Regions from separate parts of the Homo sapiens genome. Here all the other regions are linked to region 4. A link is a contact called in ENCODE Hi-C or POLR2A ChIA-PET data. All regions are on one chromosome and are shown on one strand. The core of a region is the stretch at or near the end of the contact, and the rest is flanking DNA. Distances in the headings are between cores, read along the strand shown. Region 1 holds the start of DLG1 (discs large MAGUK scaffold protein 1). Region 2 overlaps FAM43A (family with sequence similarity 43 member A). Region 3 overlaps RUBCN (rubicon autophagy regulator). Region 4 holds the start of TNK2-AS1 (TNK2 antisense RNA 1).

What was found. A loop is a pair of places that touch in the nucleus more often than their neighbours do. ChIA-PET counts read pairs that join two places held with the same protein, here RNA polymerase II (POLR2A). Pooled maps may share reads with other maps.
Region 1: a pooled map shows a loop between it and region 4 (5-fold over the local background). The contact joins the promoter of DLG1 here to the promoter of TNK2-AS1 in region 4. A Hi-C loop is called at or near these places in 1 of 37 single-sample maps with no recorded cell type and 6 of 50 pooled maps. POLR2A ChIA-PET finds 5 or more read pairs at or near these places in 1 of 52 experiments (activated CD4-positive, alpha-beta T cell).
Region 2: a map of OCI-LY7 shows a loop between it and region 4 (9-fold over the local background). The contact joins the enhancer-like site here to the promoter of TNK2-AS1 in region 4. A Hi-C loop is called at or near these places in 2 of 168 maps with a recorded cell type or tissue (OCI-LY7 and gastrocnemius medialis), 6 of 37 single-sample maps with no recorded cell type and 9 of 50 pooled maps.
Region 3: a map with no recorded cell type shows a loop between it and region 4 (12-fold over the local background). The contact joins the enhancer-like site here to the promoter of TNK2-AS1 in region 4. A Hi-C loop is called at or near these places in 1 of 37 single-sample maps with no recorded cell type and 3 of 50 pooled maps. POLR2A ChIA-PET finds 5 or more read pairs at or near these places in 1 of 52 experiments (Panc1).

The regions. Positions count from the first base shown.
Region 1 is chr3:197,295,836-197,302,514 of GRCh38, forward strand. DLG1 (discs large MAGUK scaffold protein 1) reads right to left here and starts at 2,777. Exons shown (of 25, transcript NM_001366207.1): 1 at 2,701-2,777; 2 at 1,351-1,400; 3 at 511-642. The coding sequence starts at 1,369. It overlaps DLG1-AS1 (DLG1 antisense RNA 1), which reads left to right and starts at 2,412. Exons shown (of 3, transcript NR_038289.1): 1 at 2,412-2,775; 2 at 3,143-3,257. RefSeq lists silencers at 1,704-2,333, 2,824-2,953.
Region 2 is chr3:194,688,807-194,695,183 of GRCh38, forward strand. It overlaps FAM43A (family with sequence similarity 43 member A), which reads left to right. Exons shown (of 1, transcript NM_153690.5): 1 at 1-231. Among named protein-coding and RNA genes, the nearest start is that of FAM43A, 6.1 kb to the left of the region's middle. RefSeq lists an enhancer at 774-893. Within about 2 kb of position 2,225, at least 8 of the 41 ENCODE cell types and tissues checked have a DNase peak (open chromatin) inside an H3K27ac peak, as active enhancers do; they include OCI-LY7, where a contact is called at or near this core.
Region 3 is chr3:197,709,111-197,716,474 of GRCh38, forward strand. The region is part of intron 2 of RUBCN (rubicon autophagy regulator); the gene reads right to left. Among named protein-coding and RNA genes, the nearest start is that of RUBCN, 24 kb to the right of the region's middle. RefSeq lists enhancers at 241-350, 2,887-3,507, 3,228-3,522, 3,231-3,600. Within about 2 kb of position 3,346, at least 39 of the 41 ENCODE cell types and tissues checked have a DNase peak (open chromatin) inside an H3K27ac peak, as active enhancers do; they include Panc1, where a contact is called at or near this core.
Region 4 is chr3:195,904,127-195,910,711 of GRCh38, forward strand. TNK2-AS1 (TNK2 antisense RNA 1) reads left to right here and starts at 3,950. Exons shown (of 2, transcript NR_145450.1): 1 at 3,950-4,652; 2 at 5,739-6,585. It overlaps TNK2 (tyrosine kinase non receptor 2), which reads right to left and starts at 4,425. Exons shown (of 16, transcript NM_001382273.1): 1 at 4,359-4,425. RefSeq lists enhancers at 2,639-2,688, 2,739-2,968, 5,959-6,008 and silencers at 4,639-4,888, 4,939-5,128, 5,179-5,828.

The DNA of each region.
Region 1 (6,679 bases), core at 1,527-4,026, 1.4 Mb after region 4:
AAAACTTTCCATTTTCTTGCCTGTAAAATACGGTTACTAGACAAGATCATCTCTAAGATTATTTTCCAGGTCTAAAATTCTGACTCCATGAATGCCAAGCTCAAACAGAAATCTACATTAAGGGAATGAATGTTCTTCAACACAGCAGAACCCTTCACACGCTTTCAATGACTTCAGAGACATGCCAGTCAAATACAGAAACAAGCTCACAGTAACTCAGTCATACCTTTTAGGTCCTTAAACATCTGTGCAACATCTTTTAATAGTTAATGCTATTAAGATGTGAAACAATGTTCTCAAAAGCCACTGAAATAATCCTGAAAGTTTTTTGGTTACTAGTTATTTTAAGAAAGGACACTGGCCTATGAAAAACACACAACTCACTGAAGATGTTCAAGTTACCGAATGCCTCAGAGAATTAAGTACATCATTTTCTTAAGTTTAAAATAAATGAATTGAGAGGAGCATAAAGCCTAGCTGGCATAATAGTTACGAAGTTTTAATTCCCACCTATTAAAGCCTGAAAGAGGTTGCTCTGAAATATGTTAATAACCCGTTCTATGGAACTTCTGAGCTGTCTGTCTTCAGTTTGGCTTAGTTTTGAACGATATTCCTCCAAAAGGTGCAATGCTCTCTGGGTATCTGAGAAGAAAAAGCAGAGCCTGATTAAAACTCTCTATTTACAAAAAAAGTATCACATACTAGTGCAAATAATTCTGCATGACATCTAAATAGTTCCGCAAATCCTTCAGGTCAATTGATGTCACTATGTTCATGTACACATATTCCTTAGAATGACCAAAAAATAAAAAAAAAAATTAAAGAAATACAAGAAAAATTTAAACATATATCACATTAGAAAACGGAGGAGAGTGAGCAGTTTGGAATAAATGTGTACTGGTAGTTTGCCAAAGTAAAAGATCAAAGTATTAGCAACAGTTTCAGATTACCTGATAATGCAAAAGCAGATTATCTACAATTTGTCATCATAATCCAAATTTTTAACATTTCAAAATACAAATTCTTAGTATCCCACAGTTGCTTACAGAATAGTGCTTAGTAAGAATGATAGAGTGAAATACTAAAACACCAATTCAGGGTTATTAAGGACATCTGTTGGGGGGGGGCTAACTGCCTCTCTTAATCACTAGAGAAATGTTAAGAAAGTTTAACAAACATTTTCGTGTTTCCATCTTCTGAAATGATATGAGGCTTAGATTCCCTAAGCAATAAAGCTAGGACCGTGCTGTCTCATCAAAGTTACACAAACGATTCTAAAACGGCAATCAAAAAACTGACACACGGAAAAGCAAGTGACATCGACAACAGAGTTACGGAATAAACTCTCACCTTGCTTCCGGACCGGCATTTTTCTCCAGAATCAGGAAGAGGGCACACACCTTTAAAACACACAACGGAAAGGAAAAAGGATAGAATCATGTTAAACTAGCATTTTCCCCTATCGAAATAGAAAACCCTCGCAGCCTATTTGAAAACCCCACGTTCCAAAGTTTTACCAAGTCAAAGAAAGAGTCTCAAAACGCAGCAGTTGTCTGTCAACGTGGAAAGCTTTTCCTTGGAGTGGGTACCCCTCCAAATTAAGAACAGACAGAAGTCGGCTTCCAAACTCTCCTCGAAAGCGTCCCCTCCCCAAAGAGCCTAGACCTGAGGCCGCCTCTTCCCCCGCACAAGTATCCACACTCCCCACCTGCTACTGGGTACGGGCGGGTGAAGCGCTCCGACCCTTGGCCCCTGAGCCAGCAGCGGCCGCAGAGCGCTGAGAGGGGACCAGCGGGACTGGCCGCCCGCCCTGCTCGGGCCCCCTCCTCTCGCTTGCCTTTCTCCTTGCTCGCTGCCTCCGGGCTGCTCCAGCGGGGGCCGGACAGGGCAGCGGCCGCTCTCCGCGACGCCCTCGCGCCCCGCATGCACACCTCCGCGGGCCCCCACACCTGCGGCGCCGCCACAAAGTTCCGGTGAGCGGCGTGCGCTCGGAACTGGGGTGCGCCCCGGCCAGACTCGGAGCAGCTCCCCAGCCCGGCCCCGCTCCACGTACCCCCGCCCCGCCCGGGGCCCGCGGAGCCGAGCGGAGGGGGCGAAGGGACGGGGGAGGAGCTCCCCTGGGCCGCCGCACCCCCGCGGCCTCGTCCTCCTTCTCGGCCGCGCCGCCTCCTCGCTCGCCGCGGCCCCCCGGCCCGCTCGCCCAGTTGCTGCCGCACGCCCCACCCCCGGAACCTCGCCTCCTTCCGCGCCCCCAACCGCTCTCCCCCGAAACTTTCCGCCAAGATGGCGGCCCCCGAGCTGGCCTGCCGCGCTCCCACGTGACCGCTTTCCCGGCGCTCTCAGCCAATGGGAAGTGAGGAGGCGGCTCGCGCCGAGCCCCGGGCTCCCCGCGCTGCTACCTTCGGGTTGGAAGGGGGAGGCGGGTCGGGGGAGGGCAGGGGAACGGAAGGGGTACCCGGGGAGCATCCTAAGGGAACCTCTTCGCTTAAAAGGGCGGCCGCTGAAGTGGCTCTGAGAACAAAGGAGTTAACACTCGGACTCCACAGGTGGCCCGGGGTGGCCCTGGAGGAGCCCGCCTTTACCTTGCCCTAGCCCACCGGCGCGTCCCGCAGTTCCGAACTAAACGCGCCAGGCCGGGAAGGCTCGGGCTGTCTGAAGAGAGGCGTGACCTCGCCTACACCAGATCCAAGGCGCACATACCGAGACACCCCTCAACCTCACTCAGCAGTGCCGTTTCCAACTCCGCGGCAGAGACAGCGCCTGGCGACCCCGGGGGTAGATCCCCACCGGGGAAAAGCCGCCTTAAGGAGGAGCCAACTGCACCTCCCAGGGGGCGGGGAGGGCGGGGCCTGGGAGAGGGAGAGGGAGGAGTTCGGGGAGGGGTGCCAACTCTGCATTGCCTTCCACTCCAGGCTGATTGTTAAGTTACTCTTCGTCCCTTAGTAATAGGCTTGGGGGGAGGGGTTTCATTACAGAAGGACATATGAAATAGAGACACTGGTTAACTTGGCAAGAGTTTGAGGGTTATAGTACAAGATTTTTAAGCCTAACTGATTAATTCCGAGTATGGTATACTTAAGGGTGGGCAGAGAAGGTTTGTTCATTCATTCGCTCATTCATTCATTCATTCATTTCCCTCAAGCCTGCGTCCCCGCCCGGTCAGCATCGCAGGTGTTACCCAAACTCTGACGGTCCCTTTAAGAACTCACCCGGAGTCGCGCCCTCCGAAGCTGAGCCGCCCTCGGCCAGCGCTGCAGGTTTGTTTCGTGCGCACCTCCGGGCGGAATTACCGGCCGGCTGGGACCCCGCTCCCGGTCTGAGCCACCCAGGTTATAGAAGGGGAATCTCGGGAAGCTTTCCAAGTCACTGCCCACGTCTTCGAACTTCCTCGGGGTGACGAGGACCTCCCTATTAGGAGGTCCAGAGAGAATTTGCCCAAAGTTACCCCGAGTGAGTGACAGAACTGGAAACCCGGAGATCCTGTCTTTCAAAACCGGAAGGCTCTTCCCAGTAAACCTGACGGCCTCTGACTGAGGCCGTATCCATTGGCTACCAAAGGGAAGGCCGAGGAACCTCGTATTGTAACCTTAACAGCTACTCAGAGGTATACTGACCACTGGTTTTACTTTTGGATTGCACCTTAGAATCCTAACTTACTGTAAGGACCCACCGACTTTAGAACCTATCTAGGACAAGGAACCGAGGTCCGGAAAAAGGGAAGCAACTTGTCCAAGGACATAGACGCTAATCAGTAACAGAGCAGCCGAGAACTCAGGTCTCCTAGCTCTAGTCCAGGGCTCTTTCTCTTGTGATTTTGGACAACTTGACAGAGAGGTATGTTGGTATGTTGGCAGCAGACCTCTGTGCTTTCCCGGATCAAGCATCCTGGGATCTTGAACAACAGTTAAAGCAACATTGCATAGAGAAAATGGGATAGAAGGGTCAAACGGTGCTGAAGGCAGAGGTGTCCTAACAGCCGGGAACTTAACAGAGGGACGGAATTTATTTAGTAGTGAAAGTGGCTCATGACAGGCATCATACTCTCAAGACTTCGCTGATGGACTGTGAATGGGATGGTTGCAGTAAGAAACCATTCTAACAATGGAATCTCTTCAGAATTCAGAAGAAACAGGGAGGGAAATTTGCCCTCTCCCTTGATAACATTTATTGTTCATATATGTTCACTTGCTAGGAAACGGGGATAGAAATAAATAAGATCCGAGTCCTGCTCTCAAGGATACACAGCCTTGTAGCAAGTACACAAAGGCCAATGCACCTTTTCCCAGGGGACACTGAGGAGTCAAAAACAAAATTTGTGTGAGTTCTCAATGTCATCCTAGCCTTCCCCTAAAAGCAAAAAGGAGGAAGGGGAGGAAAGAGGACGTGTCCTTTTTTCTTGTCATTCTGTGTGACAGCCCTATTTGGTTGTCAGCGGTGTACAAAAGCAGCAGTGAACCCAGCACTTGTTCTACCCTTAGCCTAAGGTGCCGGCAGCAAGTGCCTAGCAAATGAACATATATGAACAATGAATAAAGGCTCTTTACTCTTCATTCCTCCTTTCTACCCATCTTTATTAGTTACTTATTGCTGGATAAAAAAAAAGTTCCTCAAAGCTTAAGGGTTTAAAACTTATTAGCTTAGTAAGTTAAACAGCGATAAATATTATCTCAGTTTCTGTGTGTCAGGAATTCAGGAGCGGCATAGTTGGGTGGTTTTGGCTCAGGGCATTATGATGTTGCAGTCAAGAAGCCTGCCAGGGCTGCAGTCATCTGAAGGCTTCAGGGGGACTACGGGAGGCTCTTTCAGCATGGATCATTCACATAGCTAGTAAGTTGATGCTGGCTATTGGGCGGAGGCTTCAATTTCTCACCATGAAGACCTTTCTATAGGGCTGCTTGAGTGTCTTCATGACGTAGCGGCTGACGTCCAACAGAGCAAGTGATTCAAGATGGCGAGACAGAAGAAGCCACAATGCCTTTCATCACTTAGTCTCAAAAGTGACACTCTGTCATAGTCTGTTTGGGCTGCTATAACAAAATACCTTAGACTGGGTGATTTATAAACAACAGGAATGTATTACAGCTCTAGAGACTAAGTAGTCCAAGATCAAAACACCATCAGATGTGATCTAACAGTCATGAGAATAAAAATTAAAAAAAAAAAAATGGCCAGGCGCGGTGGCTCATGCCTGTAATATCCAGCACTTTGGGAGGCCAAGGCAGGTGGATCACGAGGTCAGGAGTTCAAGACCAGCCTGGCCAAGATTGTGAAACCCCGTCTCTACTAAAAATATAAAAATTAGCCAGGCATGGTAGCAGGCACCTGTAATCAACTATTCAGGAGGCTGAGACAGAGAATTGCTTGAATCCGGGAGGCGGAGGTTGCAGTGAGCCGAGATCGCGCCACTGCACTCCAGCCTGGGCGACAGAGCAAGACTCTGTCTTAAAAAAAAAAAAAAAAAAAAAAAAAAAAAAAAAAAAAAAAACACCAAGAGATTCAGTGTCTGGTAATAGCCCCATTCCTCATGAATGGAGCCTTCTTGCTACATCTTCCCATGGTGCAAGGGACTAACAAGCTCTATCTGGCATCTTTTATAAAGGCTCTAATCCCATTTAGAAGAGCTCCACTTTCAAGACCTAATCACCTCCCAAAAGCCTCATCTCTTAATATGATCACTTTGAAGGTGAAGATTTCAACGTATTAATTTAAGAAGGACACAAACATTCAGACCATAGCATACTCCATAATATCCGATCAGTTACTTAGATCAGCCTCAAGGATATGAATACCAGAAAGTAAGACTCACTGGAGGCCATCTTCTTGGAGCTGGCTACCACATCATCACAACATACAAAGCAATGACATCTGGATTTTTCTTTTCTTTTTTTTTTTTTTTAGACCGAGTCTTGCTCTGTTGCCAGGCTGGAGTGCAGTGGTACGATCTCGGCTCACTGCAACCTCTGCCTCCCGGGTTCAAGCTATTCTCCTGCCTCAGCCTCCTGGGTTGTTGGGACTACAGGCATGTGCCACCACGCCCAGCTAATTTTTTGTATTTTAGTAGTGACGGGGTTTCACCATGTTGGCCAGGATGGTCTCGATCTCCTGACCTCGTGATCCACCCGCCTCAGCCTCCCAAAGTGCTGGGATTACAGGTGTGAGCCACTGCACCCAGCCCTGACATCTGGATTTTTCTAAGCAACTTTTATTTCCTCAAAGTTTTCCTTACTTTGTGCAGTGAGCAGCTGCCATTGAATAGGACACAATATTGGATCTAATTTTCCAACTTCCTCATTAAATATATATATATATACACACACACTATATCTATCTATCTATCTATCATCTATCTATCTATCTATCTATCTATCTATCTATCTATCTATCTATATCTGTCCTATCTGTCTGTCTATCGATAGTTAGATAGACGAATAGAAGAAGTTACTTCAACAAAATACTAGCAGGTAAAGCTGTTCACTTTCCAGCTCCAAGTTAACTTGCCTTTTGAAGAGCTTAAAAGGCTTCGGAGTCAAAGACCATGGGGAAAGGCTCAGATTTCCCATTCTTTTATTGAAATGTCAGAGAGTCAATGTCAAAGATACTGTCTCTAAGTTCCAACCCTTCCCTTCCCAACCATCCTGCCCAAGCCACCTTTGCAGCTTCACATCTCTGTCTTTGTCTT
Region 2 (6,377 bases), core at 975-3,474, 1.2 Mb before region 4:
GTAAAATATTTTTGCACTGTTGTGAAGTATTTTTGACTTTTTTCTGTACATAACTGTGTTCTCAGAGCTGAATGTTTATATCTTTTGCTGTGCAAAAGAAACATGTAAAATGTTGTTCAGTTGTATATACAGAAATGTGTATAAAACATTTTGTTATTTTTTAAAAGTAGCACTGTTCTGGTTCTGTTTGCACGCCAGTGGGGAGAGAATAAAGAGGAAAATTTAACAGAACAGGTGAGCGTCTGGAACTGCTGCGTTGGGGTGGGAGAGGCTGTGTCTGACCCTGGGATGGTGTCATAAGACAGTCTTTGGCCTTTCCTGTGCTTGGAGAGAATTAGGGAAGGAAGGTCCACTTTATGCGCCATCTGGGGCCTTCCTGGACCTCCACAACTCTGGGTGCTGTGTCTGGGACCAGCCTTTTCTTGTATTATCCTGTATTTTTCAGTAATTAAGTTGTGTGATCTTTTTCTGGTCTTTTGGAGAGGCCACGGTGAGTTCCATATCGCACTCCCAGACCTGTGAGGTTATTTATGGAGGAGTGACTTCCAGATCTGCTGAGATTTTACTACCTCCTTCTGTGGGCCATGCTAATAATCAAGCGTAAGGAGACTACCTTATCTTTTCCTTTACAAACAGCTCAGGGAGCTTTAAAGATGAACTAGAAACCCAAAGAGGAGTTCTCTGAGGAGTGGGGCCATCTCTGTTTTTCCTGGGAGGAAAACCAAGGAGAGAAAAGTTGACAAGTTCCGATCCTGGTGTGAGTGAGTCACGGTGCAGGTGGGTGGGTGGCTGGGCAGGCTGCAGAGCCCATTTCCTTCCCTTCTACAACCCAGTGTGACCCAGTTGGGGGATGGCGCGAAGGTCGAGGGGGAGAGGAGCTGTTAGAGCGCGGTATGGGTGTGCATGTTTCAGCGCTTTCATGCTTTCTGTGTGTTTGTTTCTGTTGTAAACTCCAAACAGATGTCTCTAGTTTGGCTACACCCGATCAGCTGGAAGTTGTAATAAGATGCTGCCAAAACTGTGCCTTCTGCAAATTATATTTTCCTTTTGCCCCTTGAGGCCTCTCTTCCTGTGTTGCAGAAATGGATCTCACTCCTGGCCTTCCCTGGTGTCCTGAGGCCACTTTGCTTTGTTTTCATCATAAATATGTTCTGAGCAGCTAGACCCAGAAATCCTAAGGAGTCTGGAATTCACTGGAACCATAGAGGAAAGAGGGGTGAAAGATTTTCTTCCTAATTAACAGGAATGGTTCAGGCATAGAACTATCTTTAAAAAAGAAAAGCAAAGGGGGCGAGTGGAAAATATGTGTGTGTGTGTGTGTGTGTGTGTGTGTGTGTATATATATATATATTTTTTTTTTTTTTTTGAGACGGAGTTTCACTCTTGTCACCCAGGCTGGAGTGCAATGGTGCAATCTCAGCTCACCGCAACCTCCACCTCCCGGGTTCAAGCGATTCTCCTGCCTCAGCCTCCCAAGTAGCTGGGATTACAGGCATGCGCCACCACGCCGGGCTAATTTTGTATTTTTAGTAGAGATGGGGTTTCTCCATGTTGGTCAGGCTGGTTTCAAACTCCCGACCTCAGGTGATCTGCCCACCTTAGCCTACCAAAGTGCTGGCATTACAGGCGTGAGCCACTGTACCCAGCTGAGTGGAAAACATTTAAAAAAAATTCAGTCTTAAGGGCCTTAGGACGTCCAGGCCTTTGAATCTATTATATTTTGGCTTGGTTGTGCGTCCCGATCCCTCTCCCTGAATACCTCAGATACACATCATTGAATGACATTAAAAACCCCAGCTAGAGAGAGGTCAGGAAAGTCCAGTCTCAGCCCAGCCACCCATCCCAGCCCTTCCACACCAGTGTGCTCACCTGATAAGCAGACGGCTGTGTGGGCCATCACTAGCCTGCGTGACTAGATTTCACATTTGAAATTATTCCCATGCATAGCCAAGTTCCTCTGCTGTTTGAAACTGATGAAGAGATGAGACAGAGTGAAGATAATATGGCTAATACTTGGGAGACAGGGCAGGGTCTGTGTGTCTTCATTCTTATCTAGTTTAAGTGTCCTGTGAGAATGCCAATGTTGGCTTTCATCTGTGACTGACAGGCATGTGGTGGTTGGTCCAAAAGTTCAGGCAAATAGTGTTGAAACCAACACCATCAATAAATATAAAGCAGCCATCTCTTTAAAGTCTGATATTTCCTCTCATGTGATTTATAAATAGGAAGGGGGGCTTGAAGGTTGAGGAGGAGGAAGAAGAAAATAAGCAGGCTGGAAAGAGCCAGCTCCCTTCCTCCTCCGTCTGTGCCCTCCCCATCTCTCCTTCCTCCCCTCTGCTTTTTGGCATCGATCCCCACTGCACCTCAGAGCTCTGACTGATGTAATTCTAGAAGAGATGTGAAGGTGACACGTGATTCACCTCTTCTGACTTCTCAGTCTTCCAGGGATGATATCACTAGAGTAAGAAGAGATGTTTTGAATGAAAATAAAAGAAAGACCCTAAAACTACTTTGCTCCTGGAGCTCAGAGGGAAAAGAATGGAGCGACAAAAGCAAAGCTAAGTCATTAGATAAAATACACCTTCCAGAAAACACCTGAAGTCTGGTTTACTCATCAAATTTAGCTTTTCTTTCCTGCAAAGTGAGGCTCATGTTTCTCCATGACTTAACCTGATGGTACTTTAAATGCACTGAGACACTTTCCACGTTCTTTCCCAGCCTAGGTAATCCTCCGTGTTCAACAATGCAGCATCGACTGCATGAAAAACAGGGTGACTCCCGGCGGCACGCGGTCCTCCAGGGGTGGCAGCGTGAGTCTGGGAGGAGGCATTCATCGACTCCTCACAGCACAAACATCCCATGTTCACTTCTACCATTTGTCGCATATGTAAGCAGGAAGGTGGGAGGAATAAAATGGCATAAAATAAACAATAGTATTTCATACCCTCCCAACTATGACAGCTTCAGAGAACCCCCTCCACACACACGTGTGTGGACACACATGGTTTCCCTAAAGAAACACCTCTCACTGCCCCACAGTCAGCAGAACAGATTTTAACCAAATTAGAAAGGCTCTGTTATACTAAGAAAGCACAATTCCCTCCCAGGGGACAGAGCTGTTTTTGAGGGTTCTGCTTGTGAGTAGAGAGAGAACTGGTTGGAAGAATCTACCCCTGGCACCATACTGGAGATTTAAAAATCTCATTGTAGTTGCCAAGGATCACGAGAAACATAGAAATTCTATTAGGAGCAAGTTGCCGTCTTTTTAAACAGGATTTAGTAATTTAATAAGCAGAACTCTTTCCTCTGTGTGGTATGCATCAGTAGTCCCAGCATCTGCTGCTAAGTGATGCATGACAGAGCTAGAAATGTGCACGGACTGCTGGGGTAGGAGCCATGACTGACACATGGGGAACTACTCAGGGCTCCAGGCAGCCAGGAGGGTGCTAGGCCCAGGGCGCTCTGCACTCTCTGCTCCAGGCTTGTTGCACATGTCCACTGTCTTAGTCCGTTTCGTGTTGCTATAAAGAATACCTGAGGCTGGGTAATTTATTTATATTTATTGATTTATTTATTTTGAGACAGAGTTTCACTCTTGTTGCCCAGGCTAGAGTGCAATAGCATGACCTTGGCTCACCACAACCTCCATCTCCCGGGTTCAAGCGATTCTCCTGCCTCAGCCTCCCGAGTAGCTGGGAATATAGGTGCCCTCCACCTCACCCGGCTAATTTTGTGCTTTTTTTTTTTTTTAGTAGAAACAGGGTTTCACCATGTTGGTCAGGCTGGTCTTGAGCTCCTGACCTCAAGTGATCCACCCGCCTTGGCCTCCCGAAGTGCTGGGATTACAGGCATGAGCCACCATGCCTGGCAAGGCTGGGTAATTTATAAAGGAAAGAGGTTTATTTGGCTCAAGGTTCTGCAGGCTGTACAAGAAGTGTGGTGCCAGCTTCTGCTCTGGTGAGGCCTCAGGCTGCTTGCACTCATGGCGGGAGGTGAACTGGAGCAGGAATCAAATGGCAAGAGGAAGGAAGCAAGAGATAGGGAGAAGGGCAGTGCCAGGCTCTTTTGGACAACCTGCTCTCGAGTGAGAGAGAAATCACTCATTGCCTCCGTCTCCCCACAGGGAGAGCATTAACCTATTCATAAGGGATCCACCTCCATGACCCAAATACCTCCCATTAGGCCCCACCTCCAACACTGGGATCAAATTTCAAGAAGAGATTTGGGGGAACAAATATCCAAACTACAGCGGCCACACCTGGATCTGGCTTGACCAGTAGCCGGGGCCGTTTCTGTTCCTTCTGGCTCACCCCTGTTCGTAGGCCCAGTGTCCCCTAGACCAAACCCCCACTGCTTGCTCTAAAGCTCTTGTGACCCAGTTTGAGCGCCTTGACTAACCATCGTCTTGGTGGTTTGAATGGTGAGAAGATGGCCCTGGAACTTGGCACTCCTTCCTTCCTCTTTCTTGAGCTGCTCAGTGGTACCAGAAAAGGACCTTGTTTCTAACCCTCCATGGGGAGTGACATTTCTGAAGGCCTCCTCTTCTCCCCTCCTCTTCATCTCTACCCCTTCCTCCTTCTCCAGTTCACACCTCATTCCCCTATGGCACAGCTCCCCATCTGAATTTCTCCTTTCCACAAACCTAGCTGATATCTTATATTGCCTGAAAGAAAAGATAGCCCAGGCTTTAAAGGAAAAGCAAACCAAGCACAGAGGCATCAGCCAGCACCAATCCTGCAACTCCAGGGCATGCTAAGGGACCAAGACCCACGGGTCCAAACTCCTAGACTGATGCGCTTTTAATAGGCCTCCAGTTATTTTATTTTATTTTTTTGAGACAGAGTCTTTCTCTGTCACCCAGGCTAGAGTGCAGTGGTATGATCTTCACTCACTGCAGCCTCTGCCTCTGGGGTTCAAGTGATTCTCCTGCGTCAGCCTCCAAGTAGCTGGGATTAGAGGCGTACACCACCACGCCCAGCTATGTTTTTAAATTTTTAGTAGAGGCGAGGTTTCGCTATGTTGGCCAGGCTGGTCTCGAACTCCTGACCCCAAGCGACCCGCCGGCCTTGGCCTCCTAAAGTACTAGGATTACAGGCGTGAGCCACTGCACCCAGCCTAGGCCTCCAGTTTTTCTGGCATATAAATAAATTGTTCCCTTTGGGATGGCAGAAACTGGCATTTGGATTTCCCCTTACTTTCCCCCTTATTTGTACTCCCACATTTCATACATGGTAGCTGCTTGATGAGAACTATTTCTGACATTGTTCAGCAACCCCCCCCCCACCCCCTACTCCCCAGACCAAGTGTGAATGAATATGTACTAGATGCATGACGCTGGAGGTAAAGAGGCCGGGGGTCTGTCTTCCTGGGGAGAATGCTGCCGGTGGGTGGGGTGCAGCCCCCAGGGGAACTTCGTCTTCTTTTGCTCCCACCCTTGGTATCTGGTGTGGTGAGACCCCATCCTAGAAGAGTGGATCTAGTTTGTGGGTGGAGAAGCTCTTGCCATTGTATCATGGATATGAATCATTTGTGTCCTTCCTGGTTGGCTGAATTCTTCAAGGACAGGCATATGTCTTAGGCAGCTCTGATTTACCTCACTTAACATGGGGTCTGGCACCTAGTAGGTACTCAGGAAATGCAAAGGAAGGAGTAAAGGAGTGATTCCACTCCAGGAGAGAACAGGTCTAATCAAGTTCAAGGTCATTGTCCAGAAGTAGGAACCAAGGTTTCAAGGATATATGTTTGGTGAGGAGGGAAAATTGGAAATCATTCAATTCCTCACCTCTCCATGAGGTATATTTAATTCCCAAGAATTTCCTTGGAATGTCCCTGACCTTCTAGGGAGGGGTGGTTCTGGTTTGGAGAAGGATGGTTTATTTGGAATCGGCTTTGAACGGAATTGGAGTCTTATCCCTGCTCATCCCAGCCCCAAATTAACTGCCCAAACCTCCCTAAATTGTGCCAAATGAAGACTCAAACAATGTGATGGTGTGGCAGAAAGCCAGGGAGACACGGGTCCAGGCCTGGAGAGCCCTGGACTTCCTCAGTGTGTGAGTCAATCAAGTCACTTCCCCTCTCCAGCCCCAGGATCATCCCAGGTAAAGTGGGTGCCCTTGATTAGACAATAACAAGACTTTCACTATTGTGACGTAAAGAAGCCAAGGTTAAGGTCAAGAGTGTTTCTCCCTTCCCCCTTTCCCTAGTAGGACAAAACAGAAGAAGCCTCTGACTATGGGCTAGAAACTATCTCGGGCTCTGAGGACAGGGCTCGTCTTCAGGACCTACGTTCCTGGACCTTCACCAACGTCTGGTTTGGAAGTGACATTCCCTTGGCGAAGCCAGGAACCAGCTAGTAGATATCCCTTTCATTACCTCAA
Region 3 (7,364 bases), core at 2,096-4,595, 1.8 Mb after region 4:
AAATTTATGTTTTAAATTAAAATAAAATGTTTGAGTTACATATATTATCACTACTTGATTTCCCTCACTTCGTCAATCAGTTAATGATCCAGGTCATGTTGCATAAGCAGTTTTTTCCTGTTCTTATCGAAAAATGGTGTGGAGTTCACAGAGTAAATAAAAGAACAAATGTTTGCATGTTGAGGGAAAAACCACCACCATCACCACCACCACCACCAACAGATGCTGTAAGAATGAGGAACTACCCGCTACCATAATGAAAAGCTACTATGGGTTTTTTTTTTCTTTGAGACGGAGTTTCTCTCTGTTGCCCAAGCTGGAGTGCAATGGCGCGATCTCGGCTCACCGCAACCTCCACCTACCAGATTCAAGCAATTCTCCTGCCTCAGCCTCCTGAGTAGCTGGGATTACAGGCTTGCGCCACCATGCCCGGCTAGTTTTGTATTTTTAGTAGAGACGGGGTTTCTCCATGTTGGTCAGGCTGGTCTCAAACTCCCCACCTCAGGTGATCCGCCTGCCTCGGCCTCCCAAAGTGCTGGGATTACAGGGGTGAGCCACCGCGCCCGGCCTGAAAAGCTACTATATTAAAACTGAGTGGTGATGGCAAATAAACAGAGAACAACACACCAGAATAGAAATTGAGAAGTTGATACAAATGCATAGGAAATTAAATACATTCCAAATAAATTACAGATGGAACAATTTGAATGTAAAAAACTAAGCCATAAAAGTAATAGACAAAACCATGGGAAAACACTCTTAATAACTGCAGAGTAGGCTGGGTGTGGTGGCGCACACCCGTTTAATCCCAGCATTTTGGGAGGCAGAGGCAGGCGGATCACTTGAAGTCAGGAGTTCGAGGCCAGCCTGGCCAATATGTGAAACCCTGTCTCTACTAAAAATACAAAAATTAGCCAGGCGTGGTGGCATGCACCTGTAATCCCAGCTCCTCGAGAAGCTGAGACGGGAGAATTGCTTGAACCCAGGAGGCGGAGGTTGCAGTGAGCTGAGATCGTGCCACTGCACTCCAGCCTGGGCAACAGAGTGAGACTCTGTCTCAAAAAAAAAAAAAAATCACACAGTAGAAAAGCCCTTTCTAAGCACCACACAAAGCCCTAAGAGAAGTCATAAAAGAACTGATTAATTTGACTTACTAAAAGTCAGATATTTTGGCACAGTAAAAGCCACCATAAGAAATGTCAAAAGACGGCCGGGCGCGGTGGCTCATGCCTATAATCCCAGCACTTTGGGAGGCTGAGGCGGGTGGATCACCTGAGGTCAGGAGTTCAAGACCAGCCTGACCAACATGGTGAAACCCCATCTCTACTAAAAATACAAAATTAGCTGGGCATGGTGGCACATGCCTGTAATCCCAGCTATTTGGGAGGCTGAGGCAGGAGAATCGCTTGAACCCCAGAGTCAGAGGCTGCGGTGAGCTGGGATTGTGCCATTGCACTCCAGCCTGGGTAACGAGTGAAACTCCATCTCAAAAAAAAAAAAAAAGAAAGAAATGTCAACAGACAAACTAGGAAAAAATATTTGCAACTCCCATTACAAAGGACTAATTTCCTCAATAAATAAAGAATATCTATAAATCAGTAGGAAAAGACTAAATCTACTGAAAATAGGAATAAAATAGGAAAAAGTTCACAGGGAAAAAAATTCAATGACACTTATAATATCTTTTCATGCTAAGAGAAGTGTAATCTTTTACTTTTTTTTTTTTGAGATGGAGTCTTGCTCTGTCGCCCAGGCTGGAATGCAGTTGTGTGATCTTGGCTCACTGCAAACTCTGCCTCCTGCCTCCTGGGTTCAAGTGATTCTCCTGCCTCAGCCTCCCAAGCAGCTGGGACTACAGGCACATGCCACTAAGCCCAGCTAATTTTTGTATTGTTAGTAGAGACAGGGTTTCACCATATTGGCCAGGCTGGTCTCAAACTCCTGACCTCGTGATCCACCTGCCTTGGCCTCCCAAAGTACTGGGATTACAGGCGTGAGCCACCACGCCTGGCCTCTGGTGAGGATATTTATATACATAACTTCCTGGAGAGTAATTTAGCAATAGCTATCAAAATATCAAATGCACATGCCCTTTAAGAATTCTAGGAATTTATCCTACGGTAAAGGGCAAAATTATTTATACACAAGCACTGTTACTAATAGCAAATGATTGGAAACAATCTAAATATCCATTCACCAGGGGACTGGCTAAATAAGTGATGGTACATACGTACAATGGAATATTATAAAATGACAGCTGTAAGAAAGAATGAAGAAGCTCTCTATGTAATGATTTCGGATGAATTACAAAACATATTAAGTGAAAAAGGCAAGATACAGAATAGTTACTACAGTATGCTATTATTTATATTTAAAAACTTGCAGGTATAGCAAAGAAAATCATTGGTAATTGCTTTTATAAGCATAAAAATTCTCTGGAAGGGCTGGGCATGGTGGCTCATGCCTGTAATCCCAGCACCTTGGGAGCCAAGCTGGGAGGCTGCCTGAGGCCAGGAGCTTGAGACCAGCCTGGGCAACATAGTGAGACCCTGTCTTTAAAAAAAATTTTTAATTAAAAAAAAAAATTCTCTGTAAGGAAACTAGTAAATGGTAGTTTTTTATGTGATCAGAAGGGAGCAAGACTTTTCACTGTATAGTTTTATACTTTTTTGATTATCTAGCTACGTAAAATACAGTGTTCAAAAATTAAATATTTTTCAAGTTATAGAGTGATATATATAGTACAACCTTAATGTTTTTTTTAAAACACATAAATACATAGAAAAAAGCAGAAAATATACCTCAATGTTAGAGTGGTGACTATCGCTTGGTGTTGGGATTATGGGTGATATTTACTTTCTTCTAAAGTCTTTTAGGTATTTTCTGAATTTTCAACAAAGAAAATATATTACCTACATTACATATTCAGAAAAAAACCACAGAGGTCTTTTTTTCATTATTGATTTTTTTTTAATTGGACCATCTATGCTGCCAAGAACTAGTTTCTTCTTGATTGTGGCAAAAGGAGGAATCCTTTCACTTCTCCTATTCAGCTGAGCAATCTCAGGGGCTAAATGTCTCCACATTTCTAAGCAACAGAAAAGAGGCTATCAAATATGCCTTGCCTTCTGGAAGGACTAAAAAGGTAGCCCAGATGCAGCTGTCAAGAAAAATGAGATCCCTCTAAGAATACGATCATGATGTTACAGCTTTCCTAAGGCCCTGAGTGAATTTTTAAAAATACAATTCACATTCCATAACGCATCCTCCTGAGAGCCCAGAGGGGACATGAGCAGCATGAATCACTGTATCAGCCCCTCCTCCTGACGAGGGCACAACACCCAGAATAGCTCGGTGATGACGCAGCAGCCTGAAACCTTTGAAAGCCCTCATCTTTCAGAGGGAGGAAATGAAAGCGAAAAACAAGTTCTTGACGCAGACTTTAATTCTCAGATCTTTACCAGGCAGAACAGAGCAGCAAGGAAACCGGCACGGATCTTTTGATTCTTCCCACTAGAGCCTGCAGTTGCTAAATGTGTGTGTGTCCATATGACAAATCTGCCTGATTAGCTCTGCTTCTGATTACTAACACTACTGGGGTTCTCAGGATAGGAGGCATGTAAAAAAGGAGAGAGAAAAGATAAAATAAAAACAAATAAAAAAATTAAAAATACTACTGCTATTTTGCAGATGATCATATGCTTTGATATTTTTCATTCTGATGACCAGATACTTTCACAGATATTATCACTTTTTTTTTTTTTCTGAGATGGAGTTTCGCTCTTGTCACCCAGGCTGGAGTGCAATGGTGCAATCTCAGCTCACTGCAACCTCCACCTCCCAGGTTCAAGCGATTCTCCTGCCTCAGCCTCCCGAGTAGCTGGGATTACAGGCATGCACCACCACGCCCGGCTAATTTTGTATTTTCAGTAGAGATGGGGTTTCACCATGTTGGTCAGGCTGGTCGTAAACTTCTGACCTCAGGTGATCTGCCCGCCTCAGTCTCCCAAAGCGCTGGGATTACAGGCATGAGCCACTGTGCCTAGCCAGATATTATCACTCTTAATAACTATAACAAGATATGTGAATAGTGTTTTGCATTTATCAAGCAGCTTTCATTTGAGATTCTCATTGATTTGACTTCCATTTCTCTTTCAGGCACAGATAGTGAAACTGTCTTGTAATATGGTTAAGTGATTACTCTAGATGACAGTTTAATATTAGTAACAGGGCCAAGAGAAGAACCCATTTGCTATTAGGACACAAGTACCTGACCCATTGAGTGGCAGTGCCACTCATCTGGTAGCTATTTTGGTCAGCAGCCTGGGAAACTTGCACTGAGTTTCTGTAAAACACACTGGCAGGATTCCCAAGTTTCTGACTTGGGAGACTGAGCAGGTCAATGCCACAAATAGGAAGAAGGGCAATCTCATGAGAGAACATAAGTTTAGTTTTGGTAATGTTGTGCTCGGGCCTGAAAGACAGCCAGACAGTAAGGTACAGGAGACAGCTAATCTTCTGGATTTAGAGTTCAGCAGAGAGGTGAACCTGCTGAACCCTGAGGTGGGGGTCATCAATGGGTGAGTGATCGTGCAATGTGAGCAGATGAAACTGCTTCAGGAAAATACACAGAGTAAGAAGAGAGAAGGGCATACGGCAGAACTGCATTAAAAAAAATTCCAGGCCAGGCACGGTGGCTCATGCCTGTAATCCCAGCACTTTGGGAGGCTGAGGTGGGCGAATCATGAGCTCAGGAGTTCAAGACCATCCTGGCTAACACGGTGAAACCCTGTCTCTACTAAAAATACAAAAAAAAATTAGCCGGGCGTGGTGGCGGGCGCTGTAGTCCCAGCTACTCGGGAGGCTGAGGCAGGAGAATGGCGTAAACCCGGGAGGCAGAGCTTGCAGTGAGCTGAGATCACGCCACTGCACTCCAGCCTGGGCGACAGAGCGAGACTCTGTATCAAAAAAAAAAGAGAATACAAAGACAAAAGAGTTATATAATTTGCCCAGCACCACTCAGTTAATGGTGAAGCTGAGATTAAAATGTGAGCAGTCTGATTCAAAAGTCCGTAATTTTAACTGCTACGTCACTTTATTTCCCATGGATGTGAGCAATGAGTCTAGATTCTGATCTAGGTTCTAACTGACTCCAAAGACTTTTGTCAGTCTATGATACAATGTTGCCTCCTCAGTCCTAGGATGGTGCTTTTTGCTGTTTTGGGTTTGCTTTTTTTGTTGAGACAGGGTCTCCCTCTAGGCTGCAGTGGCACAATCATAGCTCACTGGAGCCTCAACCTCCCAGGCTTAAGCAATCTTCCCAGCTCAGCCTCCGGAGTAGCTGAGTCTACAGGCATGCACCACCATGGCTGGCTAAGTTTTTAAATTTTTTACAGAGATAGGGATCTTGCTGTGTTGCCCAGGCTGGTCTTGTATTCCTGGCCTCAAATTTCTAGTGATCTTCCTGCCTCAACTTCCCGAAGTGCTAGAATTATAGGCATGAACCACCACGCGCAGCCAAGTATACACACTTTAATACCAATTAGTTGATTAGCTCTTTTCCAATGTGATTACTGGCTGAGAATAAATTCTGATAAAAAAGCAAGATGAGCTTAGAGTTCCAGGTAGTTATACGAGGCCCTGACAGGGGATGACATGAGCGAGAACACACAATTATGCCTGTATTTGTGAGGTCTGATTTTTTTTTTAAATAGGAGGATACTAAACCCCAGTGACTCACTTGACAACTTTATCCAGAACCAAAATGTATTTAAAACACTGCAAATGGAGTAACTGCCAAAGAGAAAGCAGAAACCTTTAAGAATTATTGGATTCTACTCATTTCAAAACTCAAAGCTGATTATAGAGTTTTTGAGGATATAAAGAAAAAGAAACTCGGCTAGGCGCAGTGGCTCACGCCTGTCATCCCAGCACTTTGGGAGGTCGAGGCAGGCGGATCATCTGAGGTCAGGAGTTCGAGACCAGCCTGACCAACATGGAGAAACCCTATCTCTACTAAAAACACAAAACTGGCTGGGCGTGGTGGTGCATGACTGTAATCCCAGCTACTCGGGAGGCTGAGGCAGGAGAATCGCTTGAACCCGGGAGGCAGAGGCTGTGGTGAGCCGAGATCGTGCCACTGCAACACAGCCTGGGCAACAAGAGCGAAACTCTATCTTGAAAAAAAAAAAAAAAGAAAAAGAAAAAGAAACTCAACATTAATAAAGTTTATATTTTAAAAATTTAAGCTACAATCAAACTACCATTCATAAGCGTCAACAAGGTATCTATAAAGTAAAACTCAAAGGGTATTCTAAATATGACAATATTTTATAAATAGTTCTCGGATTGTCCTAGGATGCTAGGAGGAAAATTTAATGAGTCATTGTGTCCTCCTCCTCTTCCTCCTCATCATAGCACATACTAGGAGAGCTCTTCCTATTCTCTTAATGCTTTACATACCACACCAACCCTAGAGGTAGACAGATGCTACCTCATTTCACTGGTGAGGAAACTAAGGCACAAAGAGGTTAAGTATTTTGCCCAAGGTTACACAGCTAACACATGAAGGAGCTGAAAACTGAATCCAGGCAGTCTGGCTCTACCCTGAGCCACAGTACCTATTAACTACTCGTGTCGTAGCTAACATGAGTTAACTACTAACTCTTCTTTTCCCTAGTCACTTTTATGCCTGCTAGTTTTCACAGATACTTTGAGGATAAAGTCTCACTATCCTTACAAAGAAAGCACATTAATTCTTTCTTCCCATTATTAATTTGAAGTAAAGATAGTAATAACAAAAGTCTAAATTTAGGGAACAAGATGAAAATTCTAATTCAAAAAGAATCACAGGAAGAGCTGATTATTTTGTCTCAGGAAAGAGACGTTGATTCTAATTACACGAATCTTATCAAGCCTAAGCAATTAATTATCACTAGAACACACTGGCTTCTAGACAAAAGGATTTCCCACAGGGAAGTACTTTTAATGTCACTGAGCACATGGAGTTTCATCTTTTCATTCTTTTGTTGTTGTGAGATACAGTCTCACCCTGTCGCTCAGGCTGGAGCGCGGTGGCACGGTCTCAGCTCACTGCAGCCTCCGCCTCCCAGGTTCAAGTGATTCTCCTGCCTCAGCCACCTGAGTAGCTGGGATTACAGGTGCGCGCCACCACGCCCGGCTAATTTTTGTAATTTTAGTAGATACAGAGTTTCACCATGTTGGCCAGGCTGGTCTTAAACTGATCTCAAGTGATCTGCCCCACTTGGTCTACCAAAGTGCTGGGATTACAGGCGTGAGCCACTGTGCCTGGCCACCTTCTCATTCTGTAGAAACATTTCATGCATGAAAGTCAGAAATAAGTG
Region 4 (6,585 bases), core at 2,700-5,199:
ACACACCTGTAGTCCCAGCTACCCAGGAGGCTGAGGTGGGACGATCACCTGAGCCCAGGAAGTCGAGGTTGCAGTGAGCCATGATCACACCACTGCTCTCCGGCCTGGGAGACAGAGTGAGTGAGACCTTGTCTTTAAAAAAAAAAAAAAAAAAGGTGAAAGCAATCCAAGTAAATGGATAAACAAAAAGTGGTATATTCATACAATAGAATATTATTTACCCTTTAAAAAGAAGAAAATTCTGACATATGCTGCAATGTAAATGAACCTTGAATACGCTAGGCCGAGGTGAAATAAGCCAGGCACAAAAGCACAAACACTGTAAAATTCTACTTCTATGAGGCACCTACAGGAGCCAAATTCATAGAGTCAGAAGGTAAAATGGTGGTTCTCAGGGGCTGAGAGAGGAGGGAATGGGAAGTTACTGTTTAATAGGTGCGGTTTCAGTTTCACAAGATGAGAAAAGTCCTGGAGATGGATGCTGGTGACGGCTGTGCAACAGTATGAATGTATTTACCACCACTGCAGATGGTTACAATGGCAGTATATTATGTATATTTTACCACAATTAAAAGTTTTTAAAAATAAAAAACCAATACTACCAGGAAAAACCAGTATCATTTACAATAGCATAAAAATAGGTACTATTTAAGGATATGTTCAATAAAAGATGGAAAAGACTGATATACCAAAAACTACAAAACACTGCTGAGAGATAGTAAACAAAACCTAGACAAATACAGAGATATACACTGTTCATGGTCAGAAGGCTCAATACTGCTAACCGATCAATTCTCCCCAAATTGATCATAATCCCAATCAAAATCCCAGCAGGCTTTTTTGTAGAAATTGACTAACTAATTCTAAAATGTATATGGAAGTGCAAAGAACCCAGAATAGCTAAAGCAATTTTGAAAAGACAAAACCAAGTTTGAGATCTTACCCTGATTTCAAGACTTACTATAGTTTATAAACCCACAGTAATCAAGATAGTGTGATACTGGGATAAAGACAGACAAATAGATCAATGGAACAAAACAGAATCCAGAATTAGACACACACAAACAATTGATTTTTTTCTTTTTCTTTTTGAGATGGAGTCTCACACTGTCGCCCGGGCTGGAATGCAGTGGCGCAATCTTGGCTCACTGCAACCTCCGCCTCCCGGGTTCATGCGATTCTCCTGACTCAGCCTCCTGAGTAGCTGGGATTACAGGTGCCCGCCACCACGCCTGGCTAATTTTTTGTATTTTTAGTAGAGACAGGGTTCCACTACGTTCACCAGCTTGGCCTTGAACTCCTGACCTCATGATCCGCCCGCCTCAGCCTCCCAAAGCACTGGGATTAGAGGAGTGAGCCACCGTGCCCAGCCAGCAATTGATTTTTGACAAAGATTCAAAGGCAATTCAGTGGAGAGATACATCTTTTTAATAAATGGTGCTACTAGATCAATTAGATCTCTACATGCAAAAAACTGGACATTGATTCATACCTTGCACCACGTAACAAAAATTAACCCCAAACGAATCCTAGATCTCAATGTAAAGCCCAAAACTATAAAATGTCTACAAGAAAATACAGGGGAAAACTGTTGGGACTTTGGGTCAGGCAAAGATTTCTTGGACATGACACCAAAAATGCAATCCACAAAGTAACAAATTAGTAAATTAATCAAAATTTACAACTTCTCTTCAAAAACACAGCATTTTGCACTACTGATCATGAGAATTTTTTAGAAGACATTGTTAAGAGGATCAAAATACAAAGCCACAAGCTGGAAAAAAGATTTGTAAATCACATACCTGATAAAAGGCTTATATCCAGAATATATCAAGAACTCTTCAGAACTCAACACGAAAAACCCTACACAATTAAAAATGGGCAAACGATCTGAACAGACACAGCACCAAAGACATACGTATGGCAAATGAGCACATGAGAAGATGCCCGACAACATGAGTCATTAAGGAAATACAAATTAAAATTGTAATGAGATACCACTACAGACATGAGAGTGTCTAAAATTAGAGACTGACCACATCGAGATGTGGACATATCAAAGACATGGACAAACCAGAACTCTCATACACAGTGGATGAGTATATAAAATGTACAACCACTTTGGAAAACAGTCTGGCAGTTTCTTAAAGGTTAAATGTGTACCTACCACATGACCCAGCCATTCCGGTCCTAGGGATTTACCTAAGATAAATAAAAGTGTACATCCACACAAAGACTAACAAACACGTTCACAGCAGCTTTCTCTGAAAACCCATCAACAGGTCAATGGATAAACAGACTTTGGCACACGTGTACAATGACTGTTGATACGCGCAACCACCTGGACAAACTCCAAAATACTTCTGTTGAATGAAAGACGCGATTCCGTTTACAGTAAATGCTGCAAACTCAGACACAGTGACAGAAAGTAGACCAGCCTGTTACCTGGGGTAGGGGATGGCAGAGGAGCGGGGGATGGAGGGGTTCCACAAGAAAACTTCTGGGGACAGGGGAATAAGGGGGATGTTCACTATCTTGAAGGTGGGGGTGGTTTCACGGGTATATACACAGGCCACAACTTATTAAATTGTGTGTTTTAAATATGCTCAGTTTACCATATGTCATTATATCTCAATAAAACTGTTATTTAAAACAAACAAAAAGAAACACTGCATCTTCTAGACGAAGCACAAGGTGGGGGCTAATCCCGGGCTCAGGGGCCAGAGGGAACAGTCTGACCCTTCCTCCCTAACATCTGCCGGGGCTCCGGGGAGGTGGGCACCAGGCTCCAAAGGGCCTGAGGTTTCTTTACTCACGACACTGCAGGGGAAGTCCTGGCCCACCGCAGACACCAAGAAACTGAAACCTAAAGACATTATGTTGCCCAAGGAAGTTACACAGCTTGTAAGCGATATAACCAGATCAAAAGCAATCTGTGTGATGCCAAGGCCTTTCTCCCATTCATCTACCACAAGTTCAAAAACGCCGACCTGAAATAAGTAGGTGAAGATTGTGTGTATGTGTTTAAAACAGACCGTTCTCTCCACTGAAGCCAGACAGTGAGAGCCACTCTGGCCATTCCAGAAGCGTCAGGCACCGTGGGCACAGCAGCTGAACTTCCGGTGCATGAGTGTTTGGGTGGCAGCGCGACAGGCATGGGATGAAGCTGACAGGCGGGTTTGAGTTTGTCTGAGGAGCGGGCTAACCGGCTCCTCCAGCAGCTGCTACCTCCAGCACCACTCCCTCTGCCCCCAGAGGAGAGCACCCAGTCTGGTTCGGGACAGGGGTCTGGGTCCATCTGACTCACAGCCACACCTCGGGCTGGGGCAGAGGAGGGTCCTCTAGCTAAGGCCCTGGGCAAGCAGCAACCCTGCACCCATCCCCACCCAGGGGCAGGGGAAGCAAGCACCTGACAGTGCCAGGTAAGAGGCGAACAGCTCTAGGAGAGTAAGGCCCACAAGCAGCCCGCCAAGCCCCCTGGGGGCACGAGGCGGAATGAGTAGGTCTGGCACTCAGGCCACGAGGGAGTCAACAAGCCAAATACAGCCCCCACCCTTGGCCCCTACAAGCCCTACCTCTAGACTGGGCTGGGAGCTCCTGTCCTGACAGGTGCAGAGCCCATGATACCACAGCGGCCCATCTGCAAACCTCCCCAGGGTGGGGCCACAGAGGCAGCCCAGAGCCCTGGGGTGCAAGTGCACCCTCCTCTCCCGCCCCTCTAACGCTGGGTCGTCCCACCCAGAGACGAGAGGGCTCACCAGTTGCTCTCCCTCCTTCCGCCCACTAATCATCCTTGGCTCTGGGCCCTCAGGGTAAATCAGCTGTGACAGGACGGCGTGGCAGAAGCGGGCCAGGCTCGTGCCGTACCCAAGCCACTAGCTGTCACACTCATCTCAGCTCACGTGACCAACAGGGTTACAAGATAAGGTTCTGTTAATCCCACGCTGCCCTCTTCCCTTCTGTGGGACGTGTTTTGAGGACTTGTGTGTTGACTGCACCATGCAGAGCATATAGCATGGAGGCACCCCTACTGCCATCGGGGGGCAGGTGGAGGGGGGACCGTCCTGCAGCTCCTCCCTGGGGCTACCCCTCTCTTCCCTCTGCACAGACCTGGCAGCCACCCAGACGTCCCGCCTGCTGCCTAGACTCTAAGAAGATGCCCTATCACTCCAATTACCATACACAGTACTGGCGGGGGAGAGGTCCTGCCTTGCCGCTGAAAACTGCACTGCTTCCTCCCTCCAGGGATGAAAGGCCAAAAGAACGAGGGCAGTGTGGAGTCTACGCTCTCGCCAGGGACCTGCAGCCTCTCACTTCCAAGCACACCAACTCCAGCTAACAGGACTGGGCTTCCTTACCTGCCGCCTTCCGCTGCCTCCCCGCAGACACAGCTTCAGCGACGCCCAGGCTGAGACGGCAGAAGAGGTTCCCGCCGGCCGCGGCCTGCCCTCAGGCAGTGGCTCCCAGAGCTCAGCGGTTCCCCGCACTCTTCTGCGCCCGACTCCCCATGCCCCTACATCCTGCGTCCCCTTCAGCCCCGGAGGTACCGTGGGGCCCGGGCCTGCCAGTCACCACCTCCTCCTCCGCCGGCGCCTCCGGGTCCTGAGCCCCTCGCCGGGTCCCTCTCCCTCCTGGGGCTCCTTCCCGTTCAGGTAGGTTTCCTGGACAGCCCGCACCACCTGTCCCTCCTGCACCCCGGGCAGCCAATTCGCCTCTTGCACCCCCAGGCGCCCCTCCCCCGCAGGCCCCCGGGGCCCCACCGGCCGGGCCCTCCCCACCAGCTCGGGGCGGCTTCGGGGCGCCGGGGCCGCTCCCAGGACCACCGCCTCCCGCCCGACGCTCTCCCACTGCCGCTCCCCCAGTTCGCCGGAACTTTCCGGCCCCTCCCTGCGCTCGCGGGGGCCTTCCCCGGACTCGGACGCCGGTTCGGGCTGCTGCAGCAGCCTCCGCGGGCTCCCCTCCCCGCGCTCCTGCACCCCGGCCCGGGCCTCGCCGCGCTCCTGCACTGCGGGGCTGCCTCCGCCCTTCTCCTGGTGCTGCCCGCGGGGCCCCAGCCCCTCCTCCTGCGCCACAGGCCAGCCCGCCGAGCCCGTCCACCACGGCGGGCGCCCCCAGCCCGCGCCGTCCGGCGGCCCCCACACCACCCCCCGGCTGGGCTCGTGGCCGCGGCCGCCGCGCTCCTGCAGCCCCGGGCCCACCCCGCCCTCCTCCTGCACCGCCGGGCCCACCCCGCCCCGCTCCTCCACGCCGAGCTTCAGCCCGCGGAGCTGCTGCGGGCCCCAGCTGAGAACCCCTACGCGCTGCGGCTGCTGCTCCGGCAGCGCAGGGCTCAGCCCGCCGCGCTCCTCCTGCGCGACCCGCCGGGGGCCCCCGACCGGCTCGGCCCAGCGCACTCGCTTGCCCCCCAGAGGCCGCGCGCTCCCACCCCTCCAGATGGTGCTGCCCTCGGCGCCCGCTCACACCGCCCGCCCGCCCCGGCCCTCCCCTCCCGCCCCGGGCCGCCCCCGAGTCCCGCGCCCGCCTCCCCGCCCTCGCCTCCGGGCGTCAACGTCGGCCCGCCGGGCGCCCGCCCCGCGCCGGCCCCCGCAGGTGAGCGCCCGCCCGCCGTCCCTCCTGCCGAGCGCCCCGAGCCCGCCTGCGCCTGCGCCTGCGCCGCCCCGGGGTGGGGGGTGGGGGGGAGTCGGCCCGCCCTCTTAAAGGGCCCGGCCTCATCGCTCCTCCCCCGGCTCCTCCCCCAGCCTCCGGGGCCCTACCCCGCTCTCCCCGACTCCCCCGGGCCCGGCCTGCGCCTTCCTGCGGTGCCGAGGAGCGGTGGCGCCCTGGGTGAAGAAGTCCCGCCGAGTCGAGGGGCGCAATGGAGGAGCGCCGGAACAGGTCTCTCATTCCGAGTAGCTACCGTTGCACTGTGCGAGTGTAAAAGTCACTTCCACCCGGTCTCAGTTGTTCCAACCTCAGTTGAAGTGAGGAGGTTGGACTGGAAGGTTTCTGGGGTCACTCCAGTGAGGCTGGGGTTCTAGTCCCAATCTCACCGTGGCACCCCAAAGGCCCAGAAACCCGGACCATCACCTCTCTTTCCCCGGGGCCAACGGAGCACTCCTGAAGGAGGGAGGGTTTGTCTCAGGCCTGACGATTCCTGATGAGGACTTGGGCAGAAACAGCCCCAGGCAAGCGGACCTTCATTCCTGCACTTGAGCCGTCTCCTCCCTGCCCCCACCCCAGAAGGAGAAAACCCAGCGCTCGGATTCCCAGCGGCGGGGCAGCCTGCAGGCCCTGTTCCCAGCCCACAGACCCATGTCCCAGCCCAAACGGAGGCAGCCCTGGGCAGCGGGCGCGTGGAGCCCAAGGGCTCAGGGCCACTCAGCCCTTGTTACTGTCCCTCATCTAGAAAATGGATGTAATAACAAAACAGTTCACGGTAGGTGGCAAGATCAGACACATCGGAAACTGTGTAGGGCTGGCTCTTTCTGCGCTCACACTGTCCAGCAATGGGCCCCAGGGACTTGGCCAGAGCGCAGTAGGGCAATGAGAAAGGGGTGGCTTCTGGAAACCTACACGAGGCCCAGTCTGGGTGGATTTGGGTGGCGG